Regions from separate parts of the Homo sapiens genome. Here region 2 is linked to region 1. The links are chromatin contacts, found by Hi-C or POLR2A ChIA-PET in ENCODE. All regions are on one chromosome and are shown on one strand. The core of a region is the stretch at or near the end of the contact, and the rest is flanking DNA. Distances in the headings are between cores, read along the strand shown. Region 1 has its middle 47 kb from the start of CXCL13. Region 2 has its middle 91 kb from the start of CXCL13.

The links. A loop is a pair of places that touch in the nucleus more often than their neighbours do. ChIA-PET counts read pairs that join two places held with the same protein, here RNA polymerase II (POLR2A). Pooled maps may share reads with other maps.
Region 2: a loop to region 1 is called in a map of Calu3, with 5 times the contacts of the local background. The contact joins two enhancer-like sites. A Hi-C loop is called at or near these places in 1 of 168 maps with a recorded cell type or tissue (Calu3) and 1 of 50 pooled maps. POLR2A ChIA-PET finds 5 or more read pairs at or near these places in 2 of 52 experiments (activated CD4-positive, alpha-beta T cell and naive thymus-derived CD8-positive, alpha-beta T cell).

The regions. Positions count from the first base shown.
Region 1 is chr4:77,650,275-77,656,048 of GRCh38, forward strand. No RefSeq gene overlaps it. Among named protein-coding and RNA genes, the nearest start is that of CXCL13, 47 kb to the left of the region's middle. Within about 2 kb of position 2,072, at least 3 of the 41 ENCODE cell types and tissues checked have a DNase peak (open chromatin) inside an H3K27ac peak, as active enhancers do.
Region 2 is chr4:77,693,799-77,700,143 of GRCh38, forward strand. No RefSeq gene overlaps it. Among named protein-coding and RNA genes, the nearest start is that of CXCL13, 91 kb to the left of the region's middle. Within about 2 kb of position 4,698, at least 5 of the 41 ENCODE cell types and tissues checked have a DNase peak (open chromatin) inside an H3K27ac peak, as active enhancers do.

The sequences.
Region 1 (5,774 bases), core at 822-3,321:
AAGATAATAAGGAAATGGAAACAGAGGACAGAAGTTCACCTTTAAAAAAGTTTTAAATTTACTTTTGAGGGGTTTGGTTGTGATGGTAAGAGATTGGGGGTCAGCTGGAGATGGATGTGAGATCACTGGAGTTGGGGCGTGTGTGTGTGTGTGTGTGTGTGTGTAAGACTAATGGAATGCTATTGAAATGACCTAATGGAGAGGAAAACGTTGAAGACAGAAGATAAAAGAGACAAGACATGGCATAAAGTTCCAAAGTGGAGAGTGGGGGAGGTCCTGGGCACAGCAGGAGAGATTGGCCTTGGATGCAGAGGGAGGGCAGTTACTCTATAAGAAGAAAACTAGGAAGGAGGAAAGAATGAATGTAAATCTGACAGGGAATAGAGATCTGGAAATGGGAAAGTAAAATGGGTTTTCCAAAACAGCTGCAATTTTCTTTATGAAATTAGAAGTAATAGTAGAAAGTAAAATTCTGACTTATCTGCTCATTGATTAGCTTGTATACTACTTGCCAGCATATATTTGAGAATCCAATAAATGAATGAATGTTGACCTTTGTTGTGTTTTTATAATGGTTGATAAAGTTTTTAGTAAAATTGCTGAAAAGGTTTTAAAAATTCCAAATGATCACTTCCAGCTAGCTTTTGGGCCACCTATAAATAAATCATTTCACAGCTGCTAAAGTGGAGTTTGGAAATCCCCTACTCAAATGTAAACAGAAGACTCTCCCAATGTACTTTTCTTTTTCTTTTTTTTTTTTTTTTAAGCTCAGTCAGCAGGACTCAAAACTTCCTTCACTCTCTGTGAAAATTAAAGGGAAGCCGTGACTTTATGTGGTCTCCATAGATGGAAACCATTTTGCATTTATGCTCTCTGATCTTGATTGATCCCATAACACTGTTCTCAATCTTTTATCTTTGGAAGGAAAAAAAATGGTGATACAGAAGACATGGAGATTAAAATAATAAATTCCTATTTTCCCAGCTCCAGAATCAACAACTGCTAACATTTAGTCATATTTACTTCAAATCTCTTTTTTTCTTTTTACTAAAAGGCATGAAATGTAACCAGTAAAGTTGAAAAGTCCTTGAGTGTGGAAAAGTCAATAGAAAAAGCTTGGTGGCCAGGTGCAGTGGCTCACGCCTGTAATGCCAACAATTTGGGAGGCTGAGGCGGGCAGATCACTTGAGGTTAGGAGTTTGAGATCAGCCTGGCCAACATGGTGAAACCCCATCTCTACTAAAAATACAAAAATTAGCCGGGCTTGGTGGTGCACATCTGTAATCCCAGCTACTTGGGAGGCTAAGGCAGGAAAATCGCTTGAACCCAAGAGGCAGAGGTTGCAGTGAGCCAATATCACACCATTGCACTCCAGCCTGGGCAACAAGAGTGAGACTTTGTCTCAAAAAAGAAAGAAAGAGCTTAAAGATGTGGGGGATAATCAGTTGATCAAGGTCCTTAGAAGGTGATTGGTGGTTCATGACAGTTATGAGGAGAAAGTATGACAGAACACTGGGGAAAAGATTAGCCTAGGAAAGAGAGGAGTCCTCCTCTTCTCTTAGGAGAGGGCAGTAGAAAGATTCAAGTTGGTGGCAGAAAGTTGAGAAAGTTTTTGTCTTATTGTTGTTACTTTTTCTGTGAGGTAGAAACTCACTTAAGCCCATCCATTTGTTAAGCTTGAAGGGGAAGTTAGTGTGCTCAGGAGCTTGAAGAAAATGGAGATTTGAAGTGCAGGAGGCAAAAGGGACCTGATATGGTTCTGGCTCAGTAAGTTACTTCCTCTGGGACTTTAGTCAAATCTGAATATCCTCTGTTGCAGTATCTTCTGTCAAAGGATAGAATTACAACAAATGGTGTCTAAGGTCTTTTCAGAATGTGAATCACAGGGTCTACCTTCAAGTTAACCCAAACCATTGGAAAGGCTTCTCCCAGAATTCTCATTTTAGGAGTGCTTCAAGGCAGGGCCACCCTTTACAATGTGATTCTATTCAATGGTCTGGGAAGCTGGCTGGCTGAAAAATTTCAGTGTGTTTCCCTCATTGTGAGTTGTGACACAGCTCCTCTGTTTTAAAGATGGCACTTTGCCAGCATTAACTAACTTCGTTGTTCATGACAGTTTTGAGGAGGAAACGGTGACATGCAGTCCAAAGTCTTGAGTACTTTATGCCATGCCAAAATGCTATAAAATCATCAAGTATCACCACTTAAAAGAATTTTAGCAATCATTTTATTCAAACACTCAACCAGAGCACGGGGTCACATAGAAAGAACATTGCACAAATAGCATTGACTGATTTTTTTTTCCATCCTTTATGACTTTGGGGCACAGTATTATGTTCTTGTTCTATGCCAAAATAGACTTTACTATGACAAGTATAAGCTACCAGGAATATTGTGACAGCACAGACACTGTCAGTGATATTGTCAGTGACATTGTCAGAGTGACAGCAGACAGACTGTTAAGATGCACCTCAGAATAGTACTTAGTCCTCATGAACTCCTTTAGCAGCAGCAACGATAGGAAAAAAGCTGTCTTGACTTCTGGTGGTCCTGTTCCAGCTACCTCTTGGTTAGCTGAAGTTTGCTCTCCGATAGATTTCTTAAGAAGGGGCCTTCAGAGCAGTAATTCATGAGTTCTTGAATGTCCAAAACTTCCTTTTGCCTTTATCCTTGAATGGCAGTTTGTCTAGATTATCCCTAGCACAACTGACTAGTCATAGTTCTCTATCCTTTCCTCATTGCATCCTTTCTTGCTTTGAAGGAAGGTGCATAACCAATTTTTTTGTAAGAATAGTCACTAATATTACTTGAAGGGTTATAAGAGATTTTTAAGTTAACACTCAGTGCAGTTATACTGTTATATCCTTTATATTTATGCCTTTGGGGAAAGGGATGTCTGTTATCTGAGAAATGGTTATGTTAAAGAAAAAAACAAAATGGTCTTGGTTGAGACTTGGCTGGAAATTACATTTCTAAATTTGTTTACTGTTTAAGAAACAAGCTACTCTGAAAAGATTTGATCACCACATATTTAGTGTGTGTTCAAAAGTAATTATTAACACTCCACTCCTGCTTGCCAATGAATATTGATTGTATTGTCCCTACAGAGAGTAAAAGAAATCTCAGAAGTCCTCTACCACAGAGGAACTTGCATGACAATATAGCACTGTTCTCTGTTATTGAGACTATGGTAATACAGCTTTCTAATCAACCAGTAGGGACTTTTTCCTTTAAGTTTCAACATAATCCAAATGAGCAGCTAACATTGTTGGTTTAAGATAAGGATCTTTTTTACTGGAACCTTATATAGGAGAGAATAATGACAGTAAACAAAACCAGCGTGCTCAGAGATGTGTGACTTCAAATATGCTATTGTCGTTGGTCTTGGGCTCACCTTATCCTGAGGAATATTTCCTTCCTCTTATTAACCTTTATCATTAGAAACAGAAATATATCTAATCTTAAGTGAGGTGAAGAAAACACTACTTCACCTGAGTACAACTCTGAGATCATGAATTCCCAGAGTTGAAAAGGACAGCAGAAGTCACCTAACCAAATAACCTAATTGTCCAGATGAGGAAAAAGTAATCTAAGTTGACTAACAGCATTGCCAAGGTCACATAACTAGTAGATCTGAGAGTAAAGCCCGAGCCAAGATGGCTCATACTTCCTTATCCAATGTTCTTTTTGTCATGCAATCCTAATCTTGATATAGAAAAAAAGAGGAAGACACAGAATTCCAGACCTAATTGTATTAACAGAATACAATTTTCAAAGCAAAATGAACTAAGAGCCAAAGATACATACAAATGAAACATTCCCCTACTCAAAGACATTCTTGGCTTCCTGTAGTTTCAAAGTCTATTTGAAATCTTTGTCTCCTGCCCTTCACACCATTCCAATAGCTTGGAGACTGATGTCAAGATTTCAAATCTAAAACACAAAATGGCAAAATCAATTTGGTCTAATTCTTCATACTTAAGTCAATTAAATCTGTGATCTCATAGAAAAACAGTTTCTTAGATGATCGTCATGGAATAAATAAGTTTTGGACCCAAGTCTTTGTAGTGTCTATCATTCTGTTGCCCACTGGGATTCTGCTCATTACAAGAGAGTCATCAAAAAAGAAGTTCCAGAAGTTTAATTCAAAAAACAACATTAGGAGTGGCTGGCAAGATGGCCGAACAAGAACAGCTCCAGTCTGCAGCTTCCAGCAAGATCAATGCAGAAAGTGGGTGATTTCTGCATTTCCAACTGAGGTTCCCAGCTCATCTCACTGGGACTAGTTAGACAGTGTGTGCATCCCACGGAGGGCGAGCTGAAACAGGGTGGGGCATTGCCTCACCTGGGAAGCACAAGGGGTCAGGGAACTCCCTCCCCTAGCCAAGGGAAGCTGTGAGGGACTCTGCCATGATGAACAGTGCATTCCAGCCCAGATACTCCACTTTTCCCACAGTCTTCGCAACCCACTGACAAGGATATTCCCTCGGGTGCCTACACCACGAGGGCCCTGGGTTTCAATCACAAAACCGGGCAGCTGTTTGGGCAGACACCAAGCTAGCTGCAGGAGTTTTTTTTTTTTTTCAAACCCCAGTGGTGCCTGGAACACCAGTGAGACCTAACCATTCACTCCCCTGGAAAGCGGGCTGAAGCCAGGGAGCCAAGTGGTCCAGCTCAGCACATCCCACCCCCATGGAGCCCAGCAATCTAAGATCCACTGGCTTGAAATTCTCACTGCCAGCACAGCAGTCTGAAGTTGACCTGGGATGCTGGAGCTTGGTGGGGGGAGGGGCAGCTGCCATCACTGAGGCTTGGGTAGGCGGTTTTTCCCTCACAGTGTAAACGAAGCCGCCAGGAAGCTCAAACTCGGTGGAGCCCACCACAGCTCTGCAAAGCCGCTGTAGCCAGACTCTAGATTCCTCCTCTCTGGGCAGGGCATCTCTGAAAGAAAGTCAGCAGCCCCAGTCAGGGGTTTATAGATAAAACTCCCATCTCCCTGAGACAAAGCACCTCGGGGAAGGGGCAGCTGTGGGCACAGCTTCAGCAGACTTAAACGTTCCTGCCTGCCAGCTCTGAAGAGAGTAGCAGATCTCCCAGCACAATGCTCAAGCTCTGCTAAGGGACAGACTGCCTCCTCAAGGGGGTCCCTGACCCCATGCCACCTGACTGGGAGACACTTCATACAGAAGAGCTCTGGCTGGCATCTGGCGGGTGCCCCTCTGGGATGAAGCTTCCAGAGGAAGGAGCAGCAGCAATCTTTGCTCTTCTGCAGCTTCCACGGGTGATACCCAGGCAAAGAGAGTATGGAGTGGACCTCCAGCAAACTCCAGCAGACCTGCAGTGGAGGGGGCTGACTGTTAGAAGGAAAACAAACAGAAAGGAAGAGCATCAATATCAACAAAAAGGACGTCCACACAGAAACCCCTTCTGAAGGTCACCAACATCAAAGACCAAAGGTAGATAAATCCACGAAGATGAGGTAAAACCAGCACAAAAAGGCTGAAAATTCCAAAAACAAGAATGCCTCTTCTCCTCCAAAGGATCACAACTCCTTGCCAGCAAGGGAACAAAACTGGAGAGAGAATGAGTTTGTTAAATTGACAGAAGTAGGCTTTAGAAGGTGGGTAATAAACTCCTCTGAGCTAAAGGAACATGTTCTAACCCAATGCAAGGAAACTAAGAACCTTGTAAAAAGGTTAGACGAATTGCTAACTAGAATAACCAGCTTAGAGAAGAACATAAATGACCTGATGGACCTGAAAAACACAGCATGA
Region 2 (6,345 bases), core at 3,448-5,947, 46 kb after region 1:
TTCTGAGATAAGGTCTCACTCTGTTGCCCAGACTGGAGTGCAGTGGCATGATTATAGCTCACTGCAGCCTCAAACTGCTGGGCTCAAGCAATTCTCTTGCCTTGGCTTCCTGAGTAGCTGGGACTTCAGATGCATGCCATGATGCTGAGCTAATTTTTTGTATTTTATATTTTACATAGACTGGGTCTCGCTTTGTTGCCCAGTCTGGTCTCAAACACCTGACTTCAAGTGATTCCCCCACCTTGGCCTCCCAAACTGCTGATTACAGGAATGAGCTGCCATGCCCAGCCTACCATGTTTTCTTTATTCATTCATCTGTTGGTAGACGTTTAGGTTGATTCCAAACTTGGCTATTGTAAATAGTACTGCAATGAACATGAGAGTGCAGATGTCTCTTTGACAAACTGATTTCAAACTTTTGGAGCAAATACTCAGAAGTGGGATTGCTGGATTATATGGTAATTTTGTTTTTAAATTTTTTAGGAACCTCCATACTTTTTTCCAAAATGGCTGTACTAATTTACATTCCCAAGAACAGGGTAAAAGGGTTCCCTTTCTCCAAGTCCTTGACAACACTTATCTTTCATGTTTTTGATGATAGCCATTCTAGCAGAAGTGAGATCATCTTATTGTGGTTTTAATTTGTATTTCTCTAATAATTAATGTTGAGCACTTTTTCATGAACAGTCATTCCTAGATATACTCAGGCTATTGGTTCCAGGACCTCCTTTAATACCAAAATGTGAGCATACTCAAGTCCCACAGTCAGCCCTGTGGAACCCACAAAATTCACATATAAGTAGAACTGCATAGTTCAAACCAGGATTGTTAAGGATCAACTGTATCCTGTTGGCCATTTGTATGTCTTCTTTTGAGAAACATATGACCCAACAATTCCACTTCTAGGCATATACTCAACAAAAATGAGTATATATGCACCCCCCAAATGGTACAACAGTATTCATAATGACATTTTTCATAATAGCCCAGAACTGGAAATAAATAGTAGAAATGTAGTAGAATGGCTACATACATTGTAGCATTCCCACAAAGGAATACTTTATAGCAAAGAAAAGAAATAAACTCCTGCCATATGCAACATGGGTGAATTTCACAAATATAATATTAAGGAAAAGGAGCCAGAAGCAAGAAAAATACATAATGTATGATTCCATTTATATGAAGTTCAAAAGTAGGCAGCACTACAAGATGGTGCCTGGTGCCAGGATAACAATTCCCCTTGGGGAGGGGGTGTATATAACAGTGGGAGAATGGGTGCTATCAATGTTCTATCTTTTGATCCAAGGTTGTTCATTGAGCTCTATACTTATAATTTATGCAGTTTTATGTGAAGTAGGTGAATTACACTTCAATAGGGTGTTTACTAAGAAATAAGACAAGGTACTTCCTTTAATAAAAAGAAAGTTAGTAGTTACTATATAAAGACTACACCCAAAGAAACCAACTTAAGATATGCAGCTTCAGAATTCAGGGCTAACATATCCCCCAGTGAAACATGACTTTTCATTTAGAGCAAACTTCTACATTATTTCGTTCATTTTCAATTCCAAGTGCTCTTTGCATGTACAAAAATGAAGTGAGAACTGTCGATGTGTTGGCTCCATTAGCAGAAGAACTTTTCAAAGTGTTAAATGATGCCAGTTTTATATCTAAGTCTTCAGATGCTTCAAAGAGAAAGTCAGTTAGGTTAAGTCCAATAATAGCTCATTGTTTTCATCTGCTGCAGCAAATTGAGGTTTGAAGTTCACTCTGACAAAAGTGAAATAGTTCTCATCATTGTGAATGCTATTGTAACTTCAGTTTAAAATGTCAATATTAAAGATAAATTTACTTGGTTTTTGTAGCTGTAATATTTTGAACTAATGTACATAAGTATATGATACTTTATTGCAAAGAGTTTTAAAATAGAACTATAAGATAGTTCTATTACAGACCAATGTAACAATGCCAATATGTTACACAGTTAATACATTCAAAAAATTACATAATTTTTATTATTTTAACCTCCCTCTTTCAAAGGTGTCCCAGTTAAGTTACATGTTAAATATAAGTTAAGTTATGTGGTCTCCCTATTCATGACAAATAGCTGAATCACCCTTCCTTTCTCTAGCAAGCCATCCCAACACTCCTCCCTTCCCTACTCCAGACAGAATGAATCACTCAAAGCCCTATGATGTGGTAAATCTGCCTGAGGTGGGGGGTGATGGAAAGAACATTCAAACTTCCACAGCTTTGCTTACGCTTTTTTCAGTTTGAAATGTACACAGCCTATGTGGGGAACTAGTCCATCAGTTGTGCAGGATAATGAAGCGTAAAAGAGTAGGAATGAGGTGAAGTTGGAGAGCAAAATCTTTCAAAATCTGGCCCCAACCAAAAAGTTGGAAGTTTATCCTCTAGTCGATGGAAAAGTCTAAAAAGTTTCCACCAAAGGGAGTGACAAGATCCCATTTACACCTTTAGGAAGATTGTTCTAAGACTGCAAGGGATAAATTGGCAAGGACAAAGACTAGAAGCAAGATCAGTTGGTTTAACTCAGCAAGTGTCATCTGTGTTTCTGCAAAAAATAAAATTCTTAAGGAAAGAGTAAAAGGGAAAAGAAGAGATTTTTCGAGGCAGAATTAAGAGGATTTGGTGACAGATAGGTAATGGGATTAATTAAAAAGCAAATGTAAATCACTTAGCTTAGGGCCCAGCCCATAGTAGACATCCAATAAATATTCATTTCCCTACCTCTTAAAAGTGCATATACTTTACAACGAGTGTGTTTTTCTGTTCTTTGGTTGCTGGAATAACTATGGCCCATATTCTTTTTTTAACTAAATAATATATTTTCATCTGGGAAAAAAAAACTTAAATACAATGAAAATTGGAACAACCACTTTGGAGAATTTTTGGTAATATTTGGCAAAAATTGGCAGTTTGAGTAAAGTCAAAGATACTAATACTCCAAGACCCTGCAAGTCCACTTGTGGCTATAACCCATACTGAAACTCTTACATGTATGAGAGTCTTATGCATAAGGATGCTCATTGCAGCATCGTTCATAATTACAGAAAACTGGAACCAATGAAAACATCTATGAAAAGGAAAATGAGTAAATGAGCTGCAGAATATTCATATAATGTAATAGTATACCACACTTACCAGCATGGATAAATCTCGATAACATATTAAGCAACACGAAAAAAAAGTTGCAGAGGGATATAGTATGACACCATTTAAATTAAGTTTAAAAACCTGTTAAAATATTATCTAATAAGGGAAAAGTCTATACAAGAGGGGTACATAGGAGGTCTTAATTGTATGTGACATTTAATTTCTATTTTTCCTTATTGAAACATTTTTATTGTATTCTCTTGTTGGAAGGGGAAGATAGGGACAGATAAGATGAATAGAATATGACATTGACATTTAATTTCTTTGAAAAAAAAGTATGGAGTAATGTTAGGATTTAATAGGGGTGCATTTTCTGGTGTTCATGACAAGGTTATTTTTATTCATACATAAAACATTTTGCAATAAAATGAAAAGAATAATGCAGTAGAATAGTCAGATGTCTATTCTCCTCTATGCTTCAGAATAATACTGTGCCCAGTATTTGCTAAAGGCTTCAGGATAGACATTGGGTCACATCTTTAACCTTGAATTATCTCCACAGAAACAGCAACCACCTTGGTGCACTAGACAGAGAGATGGGTGTGGGTGCTCTTTTTGGCTCTAACCTTGAGCAATTCAATAATTGTTTCTGTAACCTTGTGCAATTCATTTCACTCTTGCCCTCAACTCCCTCAAATCCAGAGATCCAATCAATACAGCTAAGGTGACAGCCTGAATCTTACAGCAAATCTTAAAAATAATACCAGGGGTAGCAACCATGTATCACTGTCCCAGAGCCTCATGTAAGCATTTTCACTAGGAGGATTAAATGAGACAGTGCATTCATGTTCTGTTGTCCCTAATCTATACATCAGGAAACAGGCTTAAAGAAGTTAACTAACTTGCCAATGACACACAGATAGAGCAGGGTTTTTAACCCAGATGTCACTTTCTGATTCCAAAGCCCATGCACGGTCTTAACCAGACCGACCAGAGGACTCTTGCTACGTCAGATCCTTACTGTTAGTGAGTATCCCTTTTAATGTTCTGACTAGGATGGCCATGTAACTTATCCTGAAAACTGAGATACTTTGAGTGTAAAAGAGGGCACTAATAATTACTCTGGGACCACAGGCATAAACCAGGACTGTCCCAGGCTAACTAGAATACATAGTCACCATAGTAATGAGACTCTGGCAAACACATTCCAGCAGGCTTTTCAGATATATCACACAAGCACAATGGTTTTCTAGTAGTAAACAAGCCGATTGATTTAGATTCCCAGTTTAAGGTTCTGTTAGCACGAGAAGTCCTCTTAACCCAGCTGGCAGAAATAGACGGCACAAGGAGTGCCTTCCAACAGCGTCTGCCCATAGCTGTTGCCCACAGAGGAACACAGCAGCTGCTCCAAAGTCTTTCCAGGGCTTAGCCCTTATCGCCCTATTCACATTCAGGAGCATGGAGTTTCTATTTCCTCCCTTGCTGAAGCATTTAAAAAAATCTGTCTGCAAAGAAGCATTCACTCCTGAAAAACTTTGATATAAGAATGGGACGATGTTGCCCTCTGGTGTTACCAAGGAAGTGGCAAGCAGCTACACAGACTCGGTCAGGGCAAGGGTGAAGGCAAGGGAAAGCAGAACACTAGCTCTTACCAAGCAAGTGTATGAACATGTCTTCCTCCTTAATCCTTACGACAACTTTGCAAAGTCCATCCTTATATTCCTCATTTTTATAGATAAGGAAACCGCTCAGAGAATGAGTACTGTGTTCAAGGTCACACAGCGAGAAAATGTATTGAAATTTGAACCCATATCTATCTAGCATTAAAGTCTATGGTCTTTCCTTATATCATTCTATAGGCCAATATAAAAACTGGGGTCTTCAAATATTCAAAATATATTTATTGAATACCCATTTATGCCAGAAATCGAATATGAGGAAAGACTGACTTATTCCATAAAGAAATTTCAGGTTAGGCTTGGCACGGTGGGTCACACCTGTAATCCCAGCTCTTTGGGAGGCCAAGGCTGGCAGATCACTTGAGGTCAGGAGTTCGAAACCAGCCTGGCCAACATGGCGAAACCCTGTCTCTACTAAAAATACAAAAATTATCCAGGCATGGTGGCGCACACTTGTAATCCCAGCTTCCTGGGAGGCTGAGACATGAGAATCGCTTGAACCCTGGAGGCAGAGGTTGCAGTGAGTGGAGATCGTGCCACCATACTCCAGCCTGGGCAACTCTGTCAAAAAAAAAAAAAAAAAAAGAAGGAAACCTCAGAGTACTTTAAAATGAACATGTATGAGGGATAGACTAGTCACTCAGTGCCTGTGATTATGTGATCACTTTCACGTGTAATGCCCTCCTACATCTTTGTAATATTTGCCTACATCCTTTGGAAACATTCACTGTTTTCTTCACCAGTCCTGGTCTCTCTCTTGTTTTTGACCCTCCTGCCACTTTCTCGGTAGCAGTTTTCTTAGTCACCTTGTATTACAGTCATGGGTTTATCTAATTCCTCTGTTCATCACCCTTGTATTATATAATAAACTACCTGAGAGCTGAGATGGGTGTTTCACATTTTTAAATTTCAAACCTCCGTAATACCCTTTCACAGTGCTTCACTAAGAATAGACCCTCAAGGTGTTTGCAGAATTTGGACTGCATTAGATATCAGCTACTTGATGAGATTTTAATTCCAAGAGGCTAATTTTTTTTTCCAACTTGGTAGCATCCCATTGTGTCCTCTTACAGGGCCAATTAGCCATGTTAAACGTCTAATAGCCTGGCAGGATCAGAGCTCTCCCAACTCACATCCCTATACTGGTGAAAGCATAAGACAACGAACCCTGGAACTGGGAAATGGGCTGGTGGTACGGCCTCTCTCTGCATCTCCAGAGTGGAGGCTGTAGGGGCAGTGTTCTGCTATGCTTGTTTCTGTCTCCTTTCATTCCCCCATTCCCCTCTATATTTGGTAGTTATTCTGTTCTACCCTAGCACTTTCTACCCTCTCATTCAACTGCTCCCTTAAATAGAACCTTTCTGCTTTTTCCTTTCCCTAAATGGCTTTCACTGATTCTGACTCTGGCGAGTCCTCTGTTTTCAGGGAAATGTGGCTAACCTCCTGACCTGTAATTCTGCTACACAACAGCTGTCTTCCCACAGGCCATATATTAACCCTGTTTAAGCAACTCTTTAAATTCCTGACATGCTCAGTCAGCAGCAGCATT